Linked DNA regions of Homo sapiens: all the other regions are linked to region 2. The links are chromatin loops, found by intact Hi-C in ENCODE. Cell type or tissue: dorsolateral prefrontal cortex. All regions are shown on one strand. Region 1 overlaps CADM2 (cell adhesion molecule 2). Region 2 overlaps CADM2 (cell adhesion molecule 2). Region 3 overlaps CADM2 (cell adhesion molecule 2).

Region 1 (8,000 bases), 120 kb before region 2:
TGTCCTAAACATCTTCGTAATTTTTCAAAAAATGAAATCCAAGTCTAGACTCTTCCCATTATGACGATGTGCAGTTTTAACTCTTGTTTGCAATCACTGTGCTCACCCTGATGCCCTACCCATGAAAAATTGTTCTTTAAATACTCCCAGGTGATCAAATGTGCTGCTCATAGGCATACTGAGAAAAAAAAGCAAGGCATAAGAGAGAATTAGAATGATATAGTTTGCGGAATTAATTGATGGTTCATTTAACATGGATGGGGTCAACTCGTTATATATATTGCCTTTGCTTTGTGTAGTTTGTGTTTAAAGACAATCACACATGGATATGAAGAATTCTGGAAAGTAAAAGGCAGGATGAAACGATTACTGGGGGAAAAGCAATAGAGACTTGTAAAGAAAAACTAACTAAGAAGTGATATGCAGCAAAGTAGCACGTCTTCTTTTCTAGTAGTAATTATTCCTCCAAAGGTCTTTAAAATATCTTAAGAATAAACTAACAGGGATCGACTGAAATGTCCATCAATGATGAATGAATAAAGAAAATGTGGTGTGTACACAAACACACATACATACATATTTATATGTAATACATATACATATATATATAATTGAATACTATTGAGACTTTAAAAAAGAAAAAAATACTGTCCTTTGCAACAACAACTATGAACCTAGAGGATGTTATGCTAAGTGAAACAAGCTGGCACTGAATGACAAATACTGCCTGATCTCACTTACATGTGGAATCTGAAAGAGTCCAACTCATAGAAGCAGAAAGCAGAATAGAGGTTACCAGGAGCTAGGAGATAGAAGTAATTGGGAAGATGTTAGTAAAAGGTTACAAAGTTTCAGTTAGGCTGAAAAAGTTCTGGAAATCTATTATACAGCTTGGTGACTATAGTTGATGGTATAATTCATACCTGGAAATTGCCAACAGAGTAGAATTTAAATATTCTCACCATAAAAAAAATTAGTATGTGAGGTGATGAATATATTACTTAGCTTGATTTAATAATTTCATGAGGTAAACATATATCAAAACATTATGCTGCCTAACATAACTGTATATAATTTCTATCAATTAAACTTAATAACCTAAAAGTACTTGCTTAAAAAGCTGAAAATAATTTCAAGGGTCTCCTATCATTAAGAATCTATAAAATAAACAGAATTATACTTAAAAAAGAAAAAATCAAGAGCAACCTAATATTGAAATTTATACCTAAAATACATTGTTGATTAATCCATTCATTGAAACAAAGCTATCTAAGAAAATAGAATTTAAGCAATAAATGCTAGTCACATATATAATTTTAATTTTTTTAGTAGCCATATTCTAAACATTAAAAAGAAACAGGTGAATTTACTTTAAGTAATGTATTTTATTTAACCCAGCTTATGAAAATATTATCATTTCACCATGTAATCAGTGTAAGAGTTATGAATGTGACATTTTACATTCTTTGTTTCCTATTAAGTCTTCACAATCTCAATTTGGATTAGCCAAAGCCCCATCACTCATGTGGCTAGTGGCTACTCTATATTGGAGAACACTGGTTTACTACATTCCTATACTGAAGTTATTTTGCTTTTTTCTCAACCAACTGTTCAAGGTGATAATTGGATCTGAAAGACCCTAAAAGTAGGTGGCATTCATATGTTTCGAAGTGAACGAAGGCAGTTTACTATTCTAAAAAACAAAATGAATATTTCTTTTTGCTAAAGGCACATTTTAGCTTAAGCATTTCAGATACTCTAAGGGGAAAATAGAAAGAAACTCTGGTATACATAAAGAAATACTTCAAAGAATTATTTTGCAGTGTAAATGGTTTAAAACCAAAAGCATGGATCATGCTATTAGCATTGACTTACAACTACAGAAAAGCCTAAGGAAGTCAGAAAGCATATCAGCTCAGCAGACCAGTCACAGAAGGAGCGATGCCTTTCACATCACGCAGCTTATTTCAAAACTGAGAACTGACAACGCAAGAGTTGAAAACAGCAGGGCATATAATAATTGGGTACTTCATTGCATGCTAATGGCTAAGTCAGTATATCAGTAAAAGTATTTATGGTGGGTAGAAATGCAATCGATCATTATAGGCTTATTTTTAATGGACTATTTCTTTCTATAGGAACTTAAATTCAATGCTAACACTGTTTTCTGTTTCTGTAGAATACATGTTGTGGCTCTTTATAATATAAATCTGTGGCAGTTTGTGTTTACATGCCTCTATTTTGCTTGCTCGGTAATTCAGCCACAATAGTTAGGGTCAATAAAGAAAGACAAAAGACAAAAAAATGATCAAGGAGATTTTAAAAATATTTTCTGGAGTTAGAGAAAAACATTTTAATTATTTTATTATTGTGGCTTTTAGTTCTCCCAAAACTATATACCATAAGACAACCAATAGGGTATTCTAGAGTAGAGCATCCTTAATCGGATCTTCATTAAGGTTCATTGTCAACTTCATTGACAGCACTTCATTAAGAGCTGTCTCTCCTAAGGCTGTGATCTCTTTATATTCAAGATCATGTATGTGAAAGACGAAGATAGCATTTCAAAAGAACGGTGTGCACAATCTTTACCAAAGTTTAGGTGAAAGATGAAGGAGAAGAAAAGGTAAACTTTGTTACATGGAATAAATTCATTCTTCATGTTATATTCTTGATTGAAATTGAATCAGAATTTCCCTGAAGGCAGAGAGAAAAGTGCAGGTTAGAGCTCCCCTTTTTCATTGTTTGGGCAACACCGTTTTCACAATTTTAATTTTACCCCTTTCTGACCTTATCAAGATTAAGAGTTGACACTTATAGCCCAGGCATCTGAAAAATAAGCTTTCTTATTTAGAGGACAGACATGATATATGTATGATGTGTTTCCATAACACATGTATATAATATAATACACATATACTATGTATATAATACACATATACATATGTATATGGTATAGTACACATATACACAATATCCATATGATATGGAAACACACAGATGGCTAAAATCAACCAAATACAGCATTCTCGAAGTTGTAAAATGATATTTTAAACATGAAAACTACAACTTGGAAATTTTTTGCCTCAACATTGTTATTTTTTTAAACTTCTTCAGGACATATGCACTCAGTTGGATTTCGCTAAACAGCTAGCGTGTGTTTTAGGAAGGGATGGAGAAGCTTTGTGTTTGCTGCCAACATTGCTACACAATTCCCCATCATCAAATATGCCTTTGTTCTTTCAGATTATGTTTTTCAGACTACTTGTAATATGATGGCTCCTCATTCTGGCTTTTACTGAAAAATCATCCCACTGCACCCTTGCAATAAGACCCCTAACCGTGTGCCCTAAATTCTAGGCAACTACAAGAATACCTTCATTGTTATGTATTCAAGCACCCCGGCACCTAGTTATCAAGTCACTTCTATGTCACAGGTCAAGAAATGTATTCAGTTTCAGAAAAGTTCAGCGATTTGTGCCATTAACTGAGAGGAAAAATAACTACAAAGAGCAAAGGGCTTTGCATTTTTCAATCCGTAGTCACTGTTCTAAAGAAAGAGCATGGCCTTTAGAACTGTGAAATAACTTTGTCCTTCATAAAGAGTCGCATTATGTCCATGTATTGCAAAATAATATGCCCTGTGCATTGTAGTACAAACAAGAATCTTTCAAGCTCTTTGTAAAGTATATGTGCAGTTAAATATATTTTGCAAAAATGTAAGACATAATATGTAATAAGGTCCCAAGCAAAGTACATATCAATTTATTGGATATTACTATTATTTTCTATTCCTACCTTACAATGCTTCTTTGCTGCCTTGGATTTTCAAGACAGTATCCTAGTTTCGATGTATATACAAATATAAGGCAAATATCTGCCAAATGACAGAAGAGACGCTTGTGATCTGAATTTGTCATTTACTAATTGAGCATACGTGAGCTAATAATAACAATTTTCTATTTCTCATTTCCTCCTCTATTAAATGTGGATAATATATATGCCCCAAATAAAATAGAATGGTTTGTGAAGGAAAATGAGGTGATATTTATGAAAGTTTTTTTGATATTAGTTATCACAAACATTTCACAACTGTTCTGCATCAAGATAACAAACACTTAGCAATGATACTTGGGAACTGAATTATTTTTGGCTATGTACCTTTGTCTTATTTTCTGAAATATTTGAAAACATTCCTTCTTTATACCAAGACAGATATGCATTACAGACAATGGTATTTACTCTTTTGTAATATCCCACGTGTCAGCTTTACAGGCAGAGAGGAGAAATGCCGGCCTCTTCCTCGATGCCCTGGAGTGGAGCTGTTAGACAGAGCTGAGGAATTGGAAGATGGCCAGAAGCAGGCTGTCCTTCACCCTGTGGGACGTAACCTATCTTTCCAAACTCAAAAGGAATCACTGAGATGATTAAACCTGGAAGAGTTACTCACTTTACAATCTCCTTTGTTCTATTTAGAAAATAAAGGAAATTGTTATCCACAAAGTGTAGAAAAAGTCGTGTATTATTTTTTTGAAATAACCAGGCCAAAGTTTATGAATCTTATACTTGGTATAAACAAGGAGTGTTTCCAAATATTTCAAATATTCAAAATGAGGTCATCAGAATGGAGGACGTTGCTTCATATTATGTCTCTACCAAGTCATATGCGCTCTGAGCAGTTTTACATGAGGTAACTCATTTTAGTTTTTGATAGAAGCTAATCTCTGGGAAATTCTGAAAATGGCCCATGGTCACATAGTGGGTAGATGTTTGTCTGATTTCAATGCGTATTTGTCTGATGAAACAGACACCAACTTAACAGGAACATCAATGACTGACTATAACATAAACTTAAGATAAAATGGAATCTGATCAACATTATGAATATTTTCACTTATTATACTATATATTGAATTGTAATTTTTCATGATGAAAGAAAGCAAAAAATAAATGAATTTAGGATTATTGGAATTATAGTAACAGTTACTGATTTACAAGTAAAATAAATTGTGGGTACTGACTCAGATTCCCTAAGCTCAGAAATTTTCAGTATTTCCTCATTATTTTGGAAATATTTCTAATTTCCCTGACCTATATATGTAATGTACAGTCCTGGATTGTATTCTAATAATTAGTTTTAGTATAAGAAGGTGAATGTGTAGTGTAATTTTTAGAAACATAAATGTTGTTTCAAAATATTTTTAATTGTTTTATAAAAATAATTTAAACTACTTGAAAAAAATAATATAGGACTAAAAACATCTGGACCTAGAGGAATAATACAAGGATAGGTTTACTCAAATTTAAGTGAACAAATAAGAGGTCATCTGAGAATTACTTAATACCCAAATATGTGATAAAAATTCTCTTTTTATATGCCATAAGCATAAAGAGAGAGCTCAAATGAAGATTTTTGATATTTCAAAATATTTATATTATATCCATTGAGAAAGGAACCTGAGGTACTATTAGATTAAGATTATTATTTTGGTACTGCTACCGACAATTCTGAGCTTAATGTTGCTAATGTCTCTGATTATATGATGTATAATGTATCTGATGTCTATGACAATTGAAGGAATATGCTTGAAACTGTCTGGACTGAGATATTCAGCTTTTGTTGAATGCCTACTCCTTTTTTCAGCATTTAAATCTTCCTGACATATCGACTAAACAGAAATGATATGTATTTTCTGTTTTTGACCAAGCATGAATCCATGGTCCGCTAAAGTGACTACACAGTGAAATACTCACATAAAATAGGAGTTAAGAGGCATGTAATGAAATTTCTAAAGGTAGCCAGCTTCCTATCTATATGTAATGTTGTAAAGATTGGTCTGACCAGCTACAGAACCGACCAAGGTATAAAGAAGTACATCATTTAAGTTAATTGATATACCTGAGTTCATATCCCATTTTCAGAAATTTAAAATCCCTTCTGAGATTTCTCAAAAATAGTATTATGATATTTGTTTGAGATATTTAAGAAGTTTTTTTTCTTGACACTTCAATACTTACTATTACCTCTAAAGTTTATTTTGTGTTTTCCTTTTTCATTTTTTGGTTTCCAATAGTGTATCAAAGAGTGGAAATGTGATAGTACATCCTTCATCATCCTTCCTTCTCAAGTTCACAGTCCAAAACACTTCTATTTTAGTGATGATGTTTATTTTGCGTTCATGGTTTATGCATTATCTAAAGGGGTATTATCTGGAAAAGTAAGTCTTAATATAACAAATATACGTAAAATTTAAAGGTATTTTAATTACAGGTTGTGGTCTTACTATTATTCTTCAAGCTATTGCTATGTAATTTTTTTTATTTTTGTATTTATTATATCAATCAAATGTGGAGAGAAAACTACAGAAATTGAAATTATGTGCCCAAAGGATAATGACTGTGTTGCATTCAGCATTGTCTTATTATTATACGATTTTCTTATACCAGCATGGTTAAATACTCCTAACACTATGTTTCTGTTTCCACTTTATGTGTGTTGCTTTATTTCTCATTGTGAACATCAATATTTAAAGTATTTCTTGTTAATAACCCTATGAAAAATAGATAATATAGTTTCATAAATATTAGGTAATCCTTCTACAATTAAAGGAAGGAACGCACATTCCTTTAGTCAATATAGATTATACCTATGAGCCCACATGCATTTTATAAGTTCACATACAAAAGTTCATGTCAATATAAGATGTACCTATATCCAGGAAAGACAATTGATAAAATATCTCATACTTCCTATGTGAATAACTGTTATAAATAAAATAGTATAATATGTGCATTGGCATTGCTTAATTTTATTCAATTATTACATTATGAATGTTTTATATGTTTAAATTTCTGCTATTTCATGGAAATAGCTAGGTTTGCAAAAAGATTAATTATCACTTAGAATGTAATTTTTTCTTTTAGATAATAAAAATTAATTTATACCTAAAAATCTAATTTAAACTAAGCCCATTTGCATTTACTTTATTTTCTCAGTATTGGCAAAACAATATAACCACTAAATAAAAATGTATTGCAGTAAAATGAGATCACTTATAATGGCCTCTTTTTTTTATAAGGTAGTTACAACAGTGATAATGTTAATATACACTGTTAGCATTTCTGTATTATATGAGACACCCTGGAAGTGCAGACTACCTAAACTTTATTATAAAGTGCTACGGCAAGAGTGACATGAAAGAAATTCTTGTGACATTAAAGAAAAACATAAGCTTACAAATAGCATAAGGTTATGACCTGCATATACTTGAACATGCTCAATGGGGTTACCGGCTATATTTTCCCCTAATAGATTGTAAAAGGCTCATTTTAAGAGAAAAAAAAAAGAAAGAAAGAAAGAATGGGGCATTTCAGAGAACATCTATTCACTATGATCTTGTGAATGAAAGTTATGAATGTAAAATTGGAAGACAGTTTCTGGGCTTTGTGCAGATAAGATATCTGCATATGAATGTCTTTATTTCAATGATTTTTGTAAAAGTTTACATTGATGATGTAATGCTACAAAAGAGTCTTTATCCTGGCTTTATATATAGCCATATACAAATATATTCCACAAGATGCTATGTTAATCCAAAATTAAATATATTTGCTTTGTTCTTAGCTCTGAAAAGCTGGTGGCTGATCCTAAATCAAAATCACAACCTTCTATCTGTAGCAGGAACAGTTTATTTATATTAATGTCATGTACTTCAATATGATTTGTTTTCTGAGATGTCCAGGAACACAAAGGACATGTTACTGGTTGATCACCAGATATGAATTTTCTGTTCTTTCTCTTTCTGCAGGACAAATTTTAAAAATAGGATCATTTAAAGAAAGGCAGTGATACAAAAATGCAAAAATTCTTAGAGTTTAGTTACCAGCCATTTATCCCTTACTAAATGACTTTTTCCCAGTAAAATCACTGGCACCATTATTTTGAGCCATATTTCCATATACATTCCACGTATAATTTAATGAAGTTAAGTCTGCATTTA
Region 2 (8,000 bases):
GATAAGGGGTTAAATACCCAAAGATATCGGGAAGATTCAAATAAATGTTTACAGTGCAAATTTGAATTGACTACCCTGACTGAAAGCAATTAATTCATATTTTTGTTAAGTACACCATTATTTAGTATTATTTTTGTTTCTTGGGGTGCATTTCTGTCTTCTTCCTGTGTATTACATATAAATGAAAAGTCACTGCAAATATTTATTCTATTTGGAGTACTGTATTGGCATTTTGGCAGTTATAATGTAAATACTTAAATATTATCTAGATCCAATTAAAGAGTTGTGTCAAGATTAAATCTTTTAGAAGAAAACTAATCAATCAGTGGAATGAAAACATTAAAAAAAAAGATAGACCAGACATTCGATTAGTCAAAATACTATAATAATAATATACGAAGTTTTATATAGATCACAGAATAGACAAAATCAAATGCTCAGTTCTCTCATGAAATAAGAACACATAAATGCTTAAAATAATCAATAGAGGGCAGATGGCATTCTTTTGTCTACTAAAACTAAAACTATAGCTTCAAAAATTATGCTATTGTGTAAAATAATCAAACAAAAATTGTCAAAACATATTTATTATATCAGCTTATAAAACGCTTTTTATTGCCATAAGCATAAATAAAAGAATAAAAGACACAAGTTGCAGTTACAAATTAAACCACCATTTTCTTATGACATAAGACACAGAGGAAGACATGTAAGTCAAAGGGTACAATTAAGACAAATGCACTCTCATACTCATGTAATATAAGAAAGTATCCCCCTTGTTAAGTGATAACACATACAAAACAAGCCAATTCTTATAGCAATCTCTCCACAATTGAAGTCTCTTTAAGAAAAAGATGTCTGTCTCTCTCTGTTGAGTTCAGCGTCTCTCTATACTTCCACCAGTATTCAAATTGCATCCAAATTAAAACCCGAAAATAAAATGTCTCAAATTTGGCAATGCACTGATATTTGGCAGTCCATAAAGATTGCAGGCAATTAATACTGCTTAAATATCTACAGCCTCACATAAAAACCAGCAAAACTTCAAGATCCCACCATAGCAAGATGTGTTAATGGGCTAGTTAAGGAATAGAGTATTGACTTAGGAACAATTTCTGATTCTTCTTTTTGTTTGGGAAAGTGAAAGGAACAATCCCTATTCAGGGTAGGGGATACACATTTTCACTCATTATTTTATTTCAATCCTAGAGCAGTATCTGTTATTTAGAAATAACAGATACTGTATTATGTATCACAATGGTGAATTTAATTCTGCCTTGGCAGGATAACTAGTAAGTGCAGAATGTGAGTAACTGCTTGCTATATTGGAGTCATAGATATATAATTGCCTTCAGAAACATCCTTCTCTGAATACCACCTACACATTAATACATGACAGTGAACTTACAGCCAGACCCCTGTTCTATCCCACATGATCCCTGAAAAGGCTTTGAAATGAGGACACGTGCATAATTAAGGCACATTGAATATCACAGAACATGTAACAAACTAGAGTATTATGAATCCTTAGGGGAACCTCGTAGAACTAATACATTTTCTAAAGAAAGCTGCACATGAGTAAAGGGAGACTAAAATGCTAATTAGATCCTCTCAGTGGAAGCTATAGAAAAGTTGATTCTTGAATCCTGAAGTTGGACACAGAATGGAACATTTGTATACAGAAGGGCTGGAGAGGGAAAAAAAGAACTTGACATAAAAGCCCTTGAATAGATGATTTACACAATTCATGAGAAAATAAATGAAGCAAAATAAAAATATAACAGTGGGAGAATTCCAAACCTCCTGAAAGGGTTAAGTATGAGAACTGATTTCGTATTAGAAAGGGATTATGTAACAACAGAGGGAAATACTCAGCCTAGCATATGCTAATTTAGGCAGCTTTGCCAGGCCTTTCTCTGTGTGTTTGGCTGGCTGACTCACATTCCTTTCCCCTTCTTTTTGCCATTTTTATTAAGAGATTACGGAATGGAGCTTTCAAAAAAATGCAATAGTAACAATAACAAAAACAAGTCAATACACATTGCACATGTTTTATCCTTGCTAAAACGCTGGGGTGTGCTCCTTGGGGGTTGAAAGGAAAAACACCCAATCTGTACATATTCTGTACATATCCTTTAGCAAAACACTTCTTTATTCTTCATTCCCCATTAATTTATTTTAATGGATCTTTCAAGTCAGTAGCATGGGCAGGGAATGGGAGGGATATTATATTCCTGGAGAGTATAAAGGAAGCCGAGTTACTATTCGGACTTCAGCACATAAAATAGAGAGCAGTAAAGAAATGGCAATTAAATAAAAAGCTTACTATATATTTTTCTTTGCTTTTACATATAAATATTCTAATTCATAATACATTATTTCTCATTTAAACTTAAGCCTACAACTCCAGATTGAAAAACAAGAGATGTAAAAGGTATCAGAATGAACGGAAGTTATGAATGTCATGGACACTTTCCCCCATGGGGGATACAGGAGAAGTTAATATAAAATATGAATTTATTAAGAAAATTAGGACTTTTTTTACACACTATAAATTTTAGGCCTTGATGTTTAAATAAGCATTATGGAAGGCACCTGCATTTTAGAATACAAACAATTTTAGCCTAAAGGTAAAAATATTTCCTTACAATAATAAATTAATTGGCTTTATAAATTATAGCAAATCAATATAACAGCTATACACTTAGCAGTCGGCAGCATATCTTTGTCAGGAAAGGTATGTTCTCATTCTGTTCTCAAGGACAACTTTAGATAAGCAATGTATCCTTACTGTAAATTAACCATCATAAAATATATAAAATTTTTAGAAACTCAATTTGACTTTTTAAAGGACTTTGTTTTCTTATAATGTGAAATTATTTGCACTATTTGATCACATTTAGCTTTGAGATTTTTTTTTCTGAAAGCAAAAGTATGCTTATTTTTATTTTCTAAGCAATGCCTAATGACATCAGTATTTAACCCCTGGAAAAACTCCTTAACTATGACTAGACAGGGACTTCCTCTTCAACAATGAAATGGCTGAAAGATAATTTAAATATTCAAGTGAAAATGATTTGCTGACTCAGAAAGAGTTGTTTCCAAAATTGAACAATGACTGTGTTAATATTTACTTCAAAGACCTCTAAAATATAATGTGAATAGTTAATGGCCCCCTCTCTCTATGGCAGATCTTACTAACTTAGCTCTGTATCTATTCAAGTAGTAACAAGTTCTTATCACTCAGTTTCATAAGCACAAAGATAGATGCAGAATACTCAACCCTATTGTTATTTCATAAATTGTAAGACTTGTGTGTGTGTTTTTTTGTGGAAGTCTTGTTAATCGTTGTTGCAGCCTGAGAAAATTTACTTTAAAAAAAAATAAAATTCTTAACCTTAATTGAAAGAGTAAAAGAACACAATGAGTAAAAACAAAACAAACTCTTAACTTTTCCATCATTCTATTATACATCCCTGAAAGCCCTAAACTCTAATTACAAAATTAATAAAGATGTTCTTCAGTCTTAAAAATAATGACATACTTAAATGTGTATATATGTGCATATATATAAATAAGTGACTGTGGAATATTTCCATACTCAATAATTACATCTCTGATTTTGACATTAATATTTAACTGATCCCTACTTAAGCAGAATATTTACTTCACTAATTTTTAAATAGGCTGCATGCTTCTAAGATGAAAACGGTTTCGTATATGCTTAAGGAAATCCACTGAACACATTAACAGGACCAACTGGGCTCACTACTTAGTAAAAATCAGTATGTATAACATGTTCAGTTTTTTGTTCTGTGGCAAATGGAATCAAAATATACAAAGCTACGTTAGTTCCTTTTATCTGATAGGGTTTAATGCTATAACAGTGGGTTTATAACTCTTACATTTTTAGAGAACATATCAGATGACTTTGCCTATGTGATAAATAATATTGTGCAGATAGGAAACATTCTCTATTGATGTGACATAACACAAATTATACTTGACAACACTAAATAAACTGAAGAGACACTGAACAGTTAACTCCTATTTTGTAAAGAAACTGCTATATTTTCATAGTACAGGAAATGCTCTAATAAGAATGAGATTAAAGGACTAACTCCTTACTCACTGAAGGAAGAACTGGATAACAGAATGCTTCCCAGCCCAACAGTTATTAAGTCCAACACACGTAAAAAATAGCATGGAAATCCTATTTTAATTTTGCTATTCATCTTCATTAAACTGACCTATGTTCCCGATAGTTTGGAAGAAAATTAAATGTTCACCATTCATTGGATGAAAATGTTGATAGTTTTAGTAGGATTTTATTCATCTCTAAACAAAATATATGTTCTCTCTTTTGCTTTGTCATAACCTCATGTGATTACAAATACTCTGGATCATTTCTGGTTATAAAAAGCTAAAGGATGTTTTATGTCCACTACAAGCTATGAAAAAGACTTCCCATTTCACTCTCATGCCACATGACTGCTTTCCTGTGAGTTTGTGGCCTCTGCAGAGCACATTAGGCCTGAGATGCCATTTGCATCATCACACAGCAGGGGGCTTCAGCTGCCACAGCTCTAGGTTAATCCTCACCCACCTCTTTACACAAGGAATTTGCAGAAGATGCCTTTCTTGATACAACAGAATTGCACTCCAAAAATGCTTGACATTTTCAAATAAAATGTTGGCAATGAACGTGTCCTTTTAAATATTTTAGGTTAAATCAGTAAATTTAAATTGTGTCCTTCATTTTTTATGAAATTAGTTTATGATCTAATCTAATGTAAAGTATCTGGGGTTTTTAATCAAGGAAAAGAAAAAAATGGTAGGAAAAATGTTAAAAATGACTGATCAGATTGAATTCACTTAAAGATGTATATTAAGAACTATTTATGTGATACTTTAGGATAACTTTCATAAACCAATATAGCTTACAAAATGTCAAAATTAACTCTTATGTGACTTGACAAAGTATGAGTGCTTTCATATTATGAAAAGAAGAGATCATTTAATCCCATCACAAGTAATTAGGACATATATATTATTCAATCCAACATGACTGTTTATGCATCTACTAAAATGAGGATAAGAAAATTGCATAGCTATGTGAGGCTCAGAGCTTGCCCTCAGGAAGCTTAAGTATAATAATTGTTGGGCACTAGAACTATTTTAAGAGAGTAAATCAGACCAATATCTGCCAATTCAACAAAGGGCTTTTGACTTCAGTTTTGAGTCGGCCTCCTTGGTTTGTGATTTTCCTTCTCTCTACTTCCTCAATCTATTCAGCTAGCTGCTACAGAATAGGTGACTTAGCCAATGGGTTTAATACAGTCTAATAAAATGAGGATTATTTCTCAATAAATATCATAGAGCACTTGTCAGCAAGATCAAATAAAACATCCATATGACATTAGGTCTATATTTGATTATTAATGTACCCCCAAATCCTTCATAGTAAATAAGGCTTACTTGTCTCAATCATTGATATACCACAGACTACTTAAGGAGAAAATTCATGTCATTTGGTGTTGATTCCAGGCCACTTTCAAATGCATGCTTAGGATGTCTTCCAACATTTTTGCACTTCCATTTTGCTCTTTAAGTGATTTAAGTATTTTTTTCTTTAAGAAAAATGACATTCTACCACTATTTAATTGTGTGACAAATAGTTTTCAAATGTCTTATCTTCTAATGAAGGACACAAGAACAGATCATCTCAGTTGATACTTAGCTTTGTCATGTTATGTTCCCAGAGTTCTAATAGTTATAGAAATGGGAAAAAGACAATGAAGTAAGCTTCCACATCTTGATATAAAACTAGTCTAGAAACTCCTTATATTTGCAAAGATTTTCTTAATTACCAATTGTCTGATGTTTGACTATTTAAGCCACAGTTATTGCATTTAAGTATATAGGCTCCACTTTCCAAAGTTTATGTTAATCAAAAAAGGGAGTGAGAAAACTGTATTTCAAGAACTGCATTTGGCATAAGAAATGAGCTTGCCAAGACTAAAGTTAACACATGTAAAGGTAAAATAGTTGGAAAGATATGCTTTTAGGAAGCGTAAGTATTTCATTAAGTGTATATAAGATGTATTATAATGTGCTTTCTAAAAATGTAAGGTGAGGTTCATGACAGATACTGAGGCAAGTATTATGTACGTCCAATGAGATTTAATTTGAATGTATATTCAAATTAAATTGTGCTTGTGTTATATTTTTACTAAATGTAACAAATAATTTACCAGAATATACCACGGCAAAAAACAAACAAACAAACAAACAAAAAAACCTAAAGCCCCAGTATCTGTCTTGGAGGTGCTTTTTTATACGACTAATTCCAAAAAGTAAACACAGTTCTCAACAAAATGAGGTCTTGTATGCATGTATGCATGATTATTTCTTGTTATATTTTGCCCTTGTTTCTTTTTTGCCCTTTCCAGAATTGTTTCCTGTGCTACCCAGGGCATTCTCTCCATCTTTGCAGTGCCCCCTCAGGCATGGAAAGGCATAAGGTTTCAGCAAGGGTTAGCAATTGAACTGGATCTACTGTATAGCCAAGAGAGGACTTAGTTACAGGTGGCAAGCTTTCCTTGCAAAGAAATTCATTTCTGTAATGTGTCCCTTGCGCTTACTCCAGATTTTCCTCTTTCTATGATGAGGGAAAATAAGAAAAGACACATTGTAACTGAACACCAAATGAAATTTTGCTATTTAAGTAGCCTACATTCCAAGTTATACTTTGGCCAAACAAATGTTTAGCCAAAAGCATATGTTTATTCCCTATCTATTATTCATTTCCTAAAGACACGATGAGGATGAGGACAAACTGGCAGATGTTATAGAATTAAGTAAGCCTTTTAAAAAAAACTCATTTTATCATTGACTAGATTCTCACCACTGGCTTATCACTCCACATATTAACAAGCCAGAAAATTGATTTTGCTTCCCAGAAAAAAGGTAAAAAATATAGGTGATAATATAAAATACAGTCAGTTAAAACACAGAAACATGGAGAAGATATGTTCAAATGAGTCTTCTTGTCTTTAATAATGATACTGAAAGAAAGAGAATAGTAATACATGGGATAAATAAACTGATTAGTATTACTTAAGTGAATATCACTATAGTGCTGATAAAGCTAAAAAAAAGAAGCTAATGACTGACTATAGTATTTGCCTAGTCATAACTACTAGCAGGCAGGGCAGACTCCCTCTAGCCAAAATCAGTCGCTCACTAGTTCCCCCGCCACCCTTTTCTCCCCGCACATAGAAAGACCCGCTAAGTATTTAATCTATGTCCAGAAAATAAAGCCTTCATTTTACAACCTAACCAAGTCCTAATAAAACAGTAGGGTAGGGGAAGAAACATAAATCTGAACCCCGAAACAATGTTCTCAGCCAAGCCTAAGACAAGGAAGGCATGAGCAATTTGAGCAAAAACTGACAATATCAACAAACTATGATGTGTCTGTGGAGCAGTGTTTGATGAATAAATGTGAGGCAGCCATAAACATGAGAAGACAATCCAGTGGTGCTTTGTGCCCCCTCCTCTTTCTTTCTTTTTTTTTTTTTTAAATCCTCGTATCTCTTTTAGTGTATTCATATGGCCTGATCTAAGATGCTCCTAAGTCCACAGACATGGATGGACTTGTGCTCTTTCCCTGGTTGCTGTATAGAACCTTTATTTATTTATTTATTTATTTATTGGACCTAATGCTGGTGTTGCTGCTGGTTGCAGTGGTGCATTTTCTCGGCTATACTCACACCCCTTCCCCGCACCCCCCGCTCCCCAGTCTGCTGTGAAAAGCAGCACTGTCTTAATCATTGGTTTACATACTCAATAAAAGAGACTCATGCCTGAATGCTGCTGATGGAATCTCTCCGGGTAGAGAAAGAGTAAATCCTCCTCCAGGCTGAGAGAGAGGCACCAGCAAACAGTTATTTCGCACTGCACTGAATAGACAATTCACAGGGAAATGTTGAAGGAAG
Region 3 (8,000 bases), 390 kb before region 2:
GTGTTCAGCTCCATCTCACCACAGCTCTTCCTTCTCTGCAACTCCCTAGTATTTTTTTCTTTATGTTTTTCTTTATATTAACTCCCAATCATTCCTCAAGATTGATGGTAGAATGCAACTAGTCATACAGAAAAACATCCCTGAATACTCTAGTATTAGAACATTCTTACCTACCTCACTCTTTCAGTCTCCTACATCATTTGTTGAAATTATCTGATAGTATAGCTACCTCACCCACTAGATAGGCAGCTAGTGAGGGTTGGCATAGTATCTGTTCTAATTGTGACTGAAAAAGCATTTTATTTGTTACATAAACCATGTCCCAGTAGTATTCGTTTGAATGAATTATTAATTCAAAACATTATTTAAAATGGCTTATTTGGTGGATCACAACATTTATATCTCCACCTAAGTTTAAAGTTGACCCTCTATTTTCAGATCAGAATCTTATTTCCAGCTCATATTACAACAAACATGAAACGTGTGCAGCAGTCATTCAGATTTGTGAACAGACTGAGAATAAATACATCACTAGCCCACTCTTCTTCCCCTCCTTTATTCTGCATCAAACACAACAGACCCTTCTGTTCTCAAAGACAATATACCCACTATCATCTCAGATATTGCCACTTGCTAAAATATTCTTTTCTCAGATACAATTTACAGCTATCCTCCAAAGCCACCCTATCTGACATCGCAACTCTATGTTTTCGCGATTTTATTTTTTCCTTTGCACTCACCATTATCTACAATTGTTTTGTCCCTGCTCTACCCTCTGCATCTAAAATAGTGCTTGGCACAAAGTAAGAACCCATGAATTCTTGTTAAATAAGTGAATGAAAAATGGCCCGAATGAAAATCTCTTGTTAACTTCTATTAAAAAATATCTAGTCCAATTTATTTCACAGCAAACAAATCTACATACGAAGTGAGAAATAAAAATAATACCCTAAGTCTCTAAGCCAAGGGGACCTAGAGTAACCTTAAAAATTGAGTTCCTGGCCGTGATGGGATAGGTGCTCACCATGCCTCAGTATTCTCTTTTCATATTAACCTTTAACCAAAATTATTTCCGAAGGAGTAAGGAGAAGCCAGCTCTGAAAACAAGAGACGGATGATGCATTCCTTTATTGCCTTTAGCTAACCATCATCTCGACCTCCACTGAACTCCCCTTCCCTCTTTGCAGTTTTGAGGTGACAGCTCACCAGTTTCACAATGCCTCCTTCCTAAAAACTGACCACCGTCCTGGATTGGTTTTGGCCAAATCACAGAGTGTGCACAATGAGGGTTTTTGCAACCTCTACCTTACCTTTTGAAGTCAGAGCATCGACACGCTCTGAAGTTTGAGCGTCGACCCAAGCTTGACATTAGCATGGGTCAAGCTAATGACAATGGCATTTTTTGGACATGGGTTTCCGTGAAGACAAATGAAGCTCAATTGTGCATGCACATGTCCCACCTCCCATATTCGTGATTCCTCCTATAGCACAGTAAATATGTATATTTGGCCATCTCACTCAGCATAAATTTCTGTTCCTTTCATAACCCCCTCGAAATGCTTACTCTTGTCTTCTGCCAGAGCCCAGGCTTCCCAGCCTGTGGGATAACCAGCCTGTAAGCTGCAACTCTTTATAAGAAATAAAGCTCTCCTTTCCAAATTTATGAACATCTTCATTCTTCAGTTGACAGAACTCAGATTATATTTCTGATCTTAGCAACAGAATAGGCTTCTCTCTCTCTCTCTCTCTCTCTCTGTTAGGTATTCTTTATAATATGATGTATGTATTTAAAATGCCCACATGCACACAAACATATGCATTTACACTTTATTTCCTTTCCTCTGCATTAGGTCACTTTATTATTATTATTATTATACTTTAAGTTTTAGGGTACATGTGCACAATGTGCAGGTTTGTTACATATGTATACATGTGCCATGTTGGTGTGCTGCACCCATTAACTCGTCATTTAGCATTAGGTGTATCTCTTAATGCTATCCCTCCCCCCTCCCCCCACCCCACAACAGTCCCCGGAGTGTGATGTTCCCCTTCCTGTGTCCATGTGTTCTCATTGTTCAATTTCCACCTAGGTCACATTTTGATATGATTTATTTCGACATATGAATAATGATTCTCCAAAATTCATATATAAATCAAGAATTTTCTAAATATTGGTTGATTTAGACACGATAATGTAATTCAATATTTTATTATGCCATCCATTTTAAAGGTAAAAACTATATTTCATTGTGCCATGTAGCTGAATATAAATAAAGGTATATTTTAAAAGTTGTCATACTCTTTTAAACAAACTCTTGTAGTCAGTTCTATTCCTAATAAGCTCCAGAAAAAAAAATGGCGTTGACAAGAGTAATATTTGTACTTTGATTCAAATTAGAATAATTGTACATATATAGTTATGTATGATTATATCCCTCAGTGCCAATAATGACCTAACATTTATTCAAATTGAAAGATAAATATTTTCACTTTTATTTGAAACAAAGTTGATATTTTTGTTGTATCATATAAATGGCCAAATTTTCATTATAAAGCAAGGACAAATGATTACCTAATTCTTCACTAATTTTAGGTGCATTGATTTCGGTAATAAGAATTTCAAAAAAATATTGAGTGGAAAGGAGGAAAAAGCAAGATATCTAATGAATATACTTTTATTATTGACATGCAAATCAATTGATGTAGCAATATTATGTAACCACATGAGTGGTTGTTAAGAAAGGGAAATCTAAGTAAAGGAAAACAAACACGATCCTTAATAATGATTCACTTTGATAAAATAACTCACTGCAAAAAAAAAACAAAAAAAAAGAAACCATCAACTAAAGAAAGGAACAGAAAAAATATAATTAATACAAAGCAATCATATAAAATTAATTCAAATGAAAAATAGAAGACAGAATTATTTCCCTGAACCAGGCACATTTATGTGTAAAGGAGTGAAATATAAATTTTAAGGGGCAAGAACAAAGCAAAGGTAAACATGAAAATTATACAACTGATCTTTATTTTCACAGAATTTCTTACATTGCAATTGAGAGGGGGAAATGGCCTCGCTGTGATTCTTTACTGAAGTGCTCTAATAGAATGGATTCCTGCTGCGTGTTTCTCTTAAGTTATAAGAGTCACTGACTTCAACTTCCATAAGTGTACCTTGAGCTTTGGAATTCTAGTCAATGACATATTCCTTTTCTCTTCAATTTTTCAAGGCATAAAAAAATAAGAAAAAATAATCCAAGCTGCAACAAATCATTTTACTAGAAGATCTCTAAAAATAGATTAGCTCTCACTCTACAGATCAAGTGAATATGTTCAAAGCATTTAAGGATAAATAAGCCTTCAGGAATTCATACCTGTAAAAATATTCATTGTAAGCTGACTTGAAAACTTCTACTTAAGGACTCACTAGTATTAAATTAAAATCTCTCTGTAAAGCTTAGCATCATTCTAGGAACAGCAGCATAGCATTGTGTCTGACTATTTGAGGAAGAAAAATTCAAGTTAATTAATAACCAGAACCACATGGATACAGTAGATTCAAAGACTAAAAAATCATTTGAAAAGCTAGGTTGGATTTGACATGGTCATCCAGTCATTTGAGAAAGAAAGTGATTTTCTTTTTAACTCATAAAATTATAAATATCAAAAAGGCATGTATTTGGTCTGGATACTGTGGAAGCAAAATTGATATTTCACCCTTATACCACTGTAAGTGTATATATCATCTTCCAAGTCAGGAAACAAGAAAACAAAACACCACCTCGTAACCAACTCTGAGATAAACCAAAGTAAACAAAGTCAGACCTGGTCCTCCAAATAAATGAAGCCGTGAAGGTACATTTTAATCCCTAATTTGCAATCAAAATCAGCTTTATCCCTCGCTTCCCAATGTGATAATCATAAAATAAATTAGCTGGTTTTTTTCACCGATAACAGAATAATATAAACTTCTTAAGATATATAATCTTGATGTTATTTTTCTTTGTTTTTATTTGGCAAGATAGTCCTCCTAAAGTTAGACTGACAACTTACTTTAAGTCAACTGCTCTCCTTTTCTAAATGTGTTTGTCTTCTAGTGCTGCTTTTATAATACAAAAGATGACAACACAATCGGTATGTATAGATTCTATAAAGCTGCTTTGGATCTATCAGAAAGAGATATTTTTATAAGATGAACTATAGTGCTTTAATTGTTAACCTTTTAAGAAACCTCAAAAAACACAAACTAAAATATAAGTTTCCTGCACTTTTAAATCAGGAGATAAATTGTCATAATCTTCTATCTGCTTTAAGTGTAAAAGTATTTAAGGAAATACTCAAAGTCAACAGCAATATATGACTTAAACAGTATTTCTAATAACTACTATTATATATATATGGATATCTGTGTGTGTTGCATGTGGAAATATATATTATTTCCACCATTTCTCTAATGGATGTCTGCACTGTGTAAGTACTCCAGAGAGTAAATGTAAGGAAGTCAATGACCCACAAGTTGAGGCAAAACTCTCTCTATGCAGTTCTTATACAGTCTCCCTTAAAAAGATGTTCCCACTAAGAGAATAATATTCTAAATCTCATTTTAAATGACACTATTCAAATATAGACAGGCCCAGGCTTTAAAAACCTTTAACTGCATTACAAGCAATTTTTCCCAAATTTTCAGGACCAGAAACACTTGCAGGCAGCTGAGCAATTCCCACATTCCCTCAGCCTGTGCAGTAAACTTTACATATTTGGGAGGCACACTCTTGTCAGGTCTTATGCAGGCAGCTTTTCAAAGCCTGAGTGTTCCCAGATCAAATTGAGCAGGTGGTTAAATATTCAAGGTCATGTGTGGGACAAAGTTTAATGTAATTCATGGAATAATGGAGTGAACATGAAGGAAAAACACAACATTTTATTTCTTTTGTTAACTTACTCCCATTTAACATTCTGAAGAAGCACCAGCTTTTTTCTTTAATTATACGTTATGCCTATTTTGATGTGATATCCTTTTAATGTCTCTGTTTGACTGGACAGAGTATAATTTAATTCTAAAATATGAAATATTTCCACCACTATGGTAAGCGATACCAGCTGGTGGCAGCTTCCTTGTAAGTTCAAACAAAAACACTTTAACTCAGCAAAGATGCCTCCTTGTTTTTTTCAGTTCAATCATGCCAAATTTAGAAATATTTTATTTGAGTAAGCATCTGGAATATAGTTCATCAAACAGTCAACAGATTTCATGCATATAGTATTAAATGTTCATATGCCCTTCCAGACGATGGCACTAAGTGATAAACATGAAGAGGTAGAGTAAGCCTATTAAATAAAAAACTTGGTACAGTATATCTGAGTTTACTTTTTAAAATTATTTTTGAGAATATTTTTTCTTGTTCTTTGAAAATGTTTTCTGTTTGATCATAGCTATATACAAAATTCTGCTAACATTATTTCCACAGTAACTCATGCTTCAATTAATACCCCTTATTTTAAACTATACCTTGTTCCACAGGGGAATATAATTTCATCTTTCAAAATTCAGCTTGACAGTATGATATGTAGCGGAAGAATTACATATTTCCCCATCTCTACTTTTTTTTTCGTTAATAACCCAAACCTTCTTGTTCTAGATGACGAGTACCTTCTTACAATACTTTCTCATGTACAGTCTTTGTTAATCTACTAAACTAAATACTGTGAGGCTGCAGATCTGACTGTCCTCCTGCTCCATGCCGAAACTCTATGAAAGATCACAGTATTTTCTGAACTTCTGAATGAAATAACTGAATAAATAAAAGACAAGTTATACTTGGATAAGTGATGATATATTAGTATTTGGAATAGGAAAAGATGAGATCAAGAGGTTTTTTGGAAGACAGGTAAAAGTACATGGTAGAAGGATGCAGAAATACTGGCTGTACAGGGCTTGGAGGTAAACTAGGAATAAATCAAAATGCACAGCAAAATGGCAATCATGTCAAAATAAATCATGGTACAAATATTTAATTTTAGAAAATGTTAATTTAAAAGTAGCTTTCTTATTAGACATGTGTTTTGTCATAGTATTATAGAAAGTTATATCAACATTAAAATAAACTATATTCGCTTTGGATATGAAAAAAATTCATGGGATAGTGGTATGAAAGCATTTATCTAGATATTATTTGGTAACCAAAACCTTCTAATCCCACCCTCAGTATAGACACTAAGAACTAAAATAATTCCTTACTGCCTATATTAAGATGACTTTGCGCTATTCCTCTGTCCTCGTTAGTGTTCCTTTAATATTCCTCTGTCTTCATAAGCATAATTTATTATTTCAGAAATACCTTGCCAAGGCAAAGGTTTTGATTGTTCATTATAGAGTCTTCCTGAAACACCCACCTACTCTTCAATGAAACATCAGCAGGCAGTTTTTCCTTACGATTCTTTGCTGCTCTTGCCTTAAACTCCCACCTTGCTGTTTCTACCAATCCTGAACGGTTGTGGCATGGTCTTTAACCCATCCTAGTCCAGTTCTTACTTCGAAAGACCCTCCTTAAATCAAACATCCAATTCTCCATAAATTCTGACTTTATATTCCCTAGTCCAAGACACTGTCTAAATTTTGCAAGGTTCTCTGTTCTCTCTCACTGCAATAAGCAAAACATTCATCTTTGTTTTATCTCTTATCAACAGTTTCTGTTGGTGATATCTGCAGAGTAAGTCTTTGACATGTTCAATCTATGTTTTGTATTCAAAATTAACTTCTGTTAGTAAAAAAAGTGAAGAAAAGTAAACTAAATGAAGTAATTCTCAAAACCGGATAGGAACAATTCTTTCTCGCACTGTAATGCCAAATGAAAGTAAAAATTGTTAGGGAAGACAGAAAGGGAGAAGTGGGGATCAAAAGTAAAACAAAACAAAACAAAAACTTAGCTTTAGAAATAAATGCCTAGGATAAACATCAATGAACAATAATACCCTGAAATTGGTAGTATCTGTATTTAACCTCCCAATTCCAGTTTTACTGAGGTTCACATACAAACACACGAAGAAACAGAACAGATTAGAGTATGTAAGAAATATCACTTTAAGCAAAAAGACAATTCCATTTCATTTAACTCTTTCACTTATGGTTAAACCTCTGAACGTTAAACCTTAATAAACGCGGAGAGGCTGTGTGAACAGAAAACAATCTCTGGACTCTTATGAGAGCAATTGAAATCTCTGAATAGGAGATAAAAGATGGCATTTAGAACAGGGGAGGTAATGATTGCATTGAGAATGTCTTGATAAAGATTTTCAGAACAGGGGCCATACAGGGAAACTCTGAATATTTAGGGTTATACAGAAAATTATGATTATGAGAAAGGATACTGAATGACTCACGTTTTCATACTACTCATATGTAGGTAATAGATCAAGATATTTTTCTTTGTATTCATTGTATTTGAATCAAATTCATTGATGAAAAACAAGACCATATGAAAAAATAAATTATTTTTCTGAATATATGATTATTATATTTTAAAACAAACAATATTTTAAAATTGGATTAAAATATTCTCTCTTAAGTAGGGTTAAGAGCTTCTCATGAATTTTTGTGTTAAGATTGTATTAATTTTTCAAGTTTTTAGGTAAAACTCTCACATTTTAATAGATTGCCTAATTATAAGTGAGTTTGTTAGGATATAGACATTTCACAGCTCTCATTGTCATACAAATTAGATGATATGCTTGACCAGCAATCCCAAAAGCAGATGAACACTGTGCATTTTGTTTATCTGTTAATTTTGTTATGCCATTGTTTTTCTAAGATATTTCCTGAAGATTTTTTTAAAGATAATTTTTGGAAAGGAACTGTACTACTAAAAGCTGATTTCCCAAGAGGCTTACATAAATTTTCTTGTGATAAAATGTGTTGGTTACTTTTATGTGTAACTTGACTGAGCCATGGGGTACCCAGATATTTAGTCAATGGTCAAACATTATTCTTAGTGTTTCTGTAA

Evidence for each region. A loop is a pair of places that touch in the nucleus more often than their neighbours do. Peaks named below come from ENCODE experiments on the same cell type or tissue, not always from the same donor. Only the 100,000 strongest peaks of a DNase experiment are listed, where the experiment ranks them.
Region 1: it touches region 2 in a loop (3-fold over the local background); 5 of 110 quality-filtered maps call a loop at or near these places.
Region 3: a loop joins it to region 2, with 5 times the contacts of the local background. A loop is called at or near these places in 21 of 110 quality-filtered maps.

Annotation. Positions count from the first base shown.
Region 1 is chr3:85,078,033-85,086,032 of GRCh38, reverse strand. The region is part of intron 1 of CADM2 (cell adhesion molecule 2); the gene reads right to left. Among named protein-coding and RNA genes, the nearest start is that of SNORA95, 20 kb to the right of the region's middle. In dorsolateral prefrontal cortex, no CTCF peak of the experiment used is centred here; a DNase peak (open chromatin) is centred at 4,322; H3K4me3 peaks cover 1,038 bases; H3K27ac peaks cover 3,659 bases.
Region 2 is chr3:84,961,858-84,969,857 of GRCh38, reverse strand. The region is part of intron 1 of CADM2 (cell adhesion molecule 2); the gene reads right to left. Among named protein-coding and RNA genes, the nearest start is that of CADM2, 6.9 kb to the right of the region's middle. In dorsolateral prefrontal cortex, a CTCF peak has its summit at 4,552; a DNase peak (open chromatin) is centred at 4,537; H3K4me3 peaks cover 6,707 bases; H3K27ac peaks cover 8,000 bases.
Region 3 is chr3:85,348,374-85,356,373 of GRCh38, reverse strand. All of the region lies in intron 1 of CADM2 (cell adhesion molecule 2), which reads right to left. Among named protein-coding and RNA genes, the nearest start is that of MIR5688, 33 kb to the left of the region's middle. In dorsolateral prefrontal cortex, no CTCF peak of the experiment used is centred here; no DNase peak of the experiment used is centred here; H3K4me3 peaks cover 3,696 bases; H3K27ac peaks cover 4,018 bases.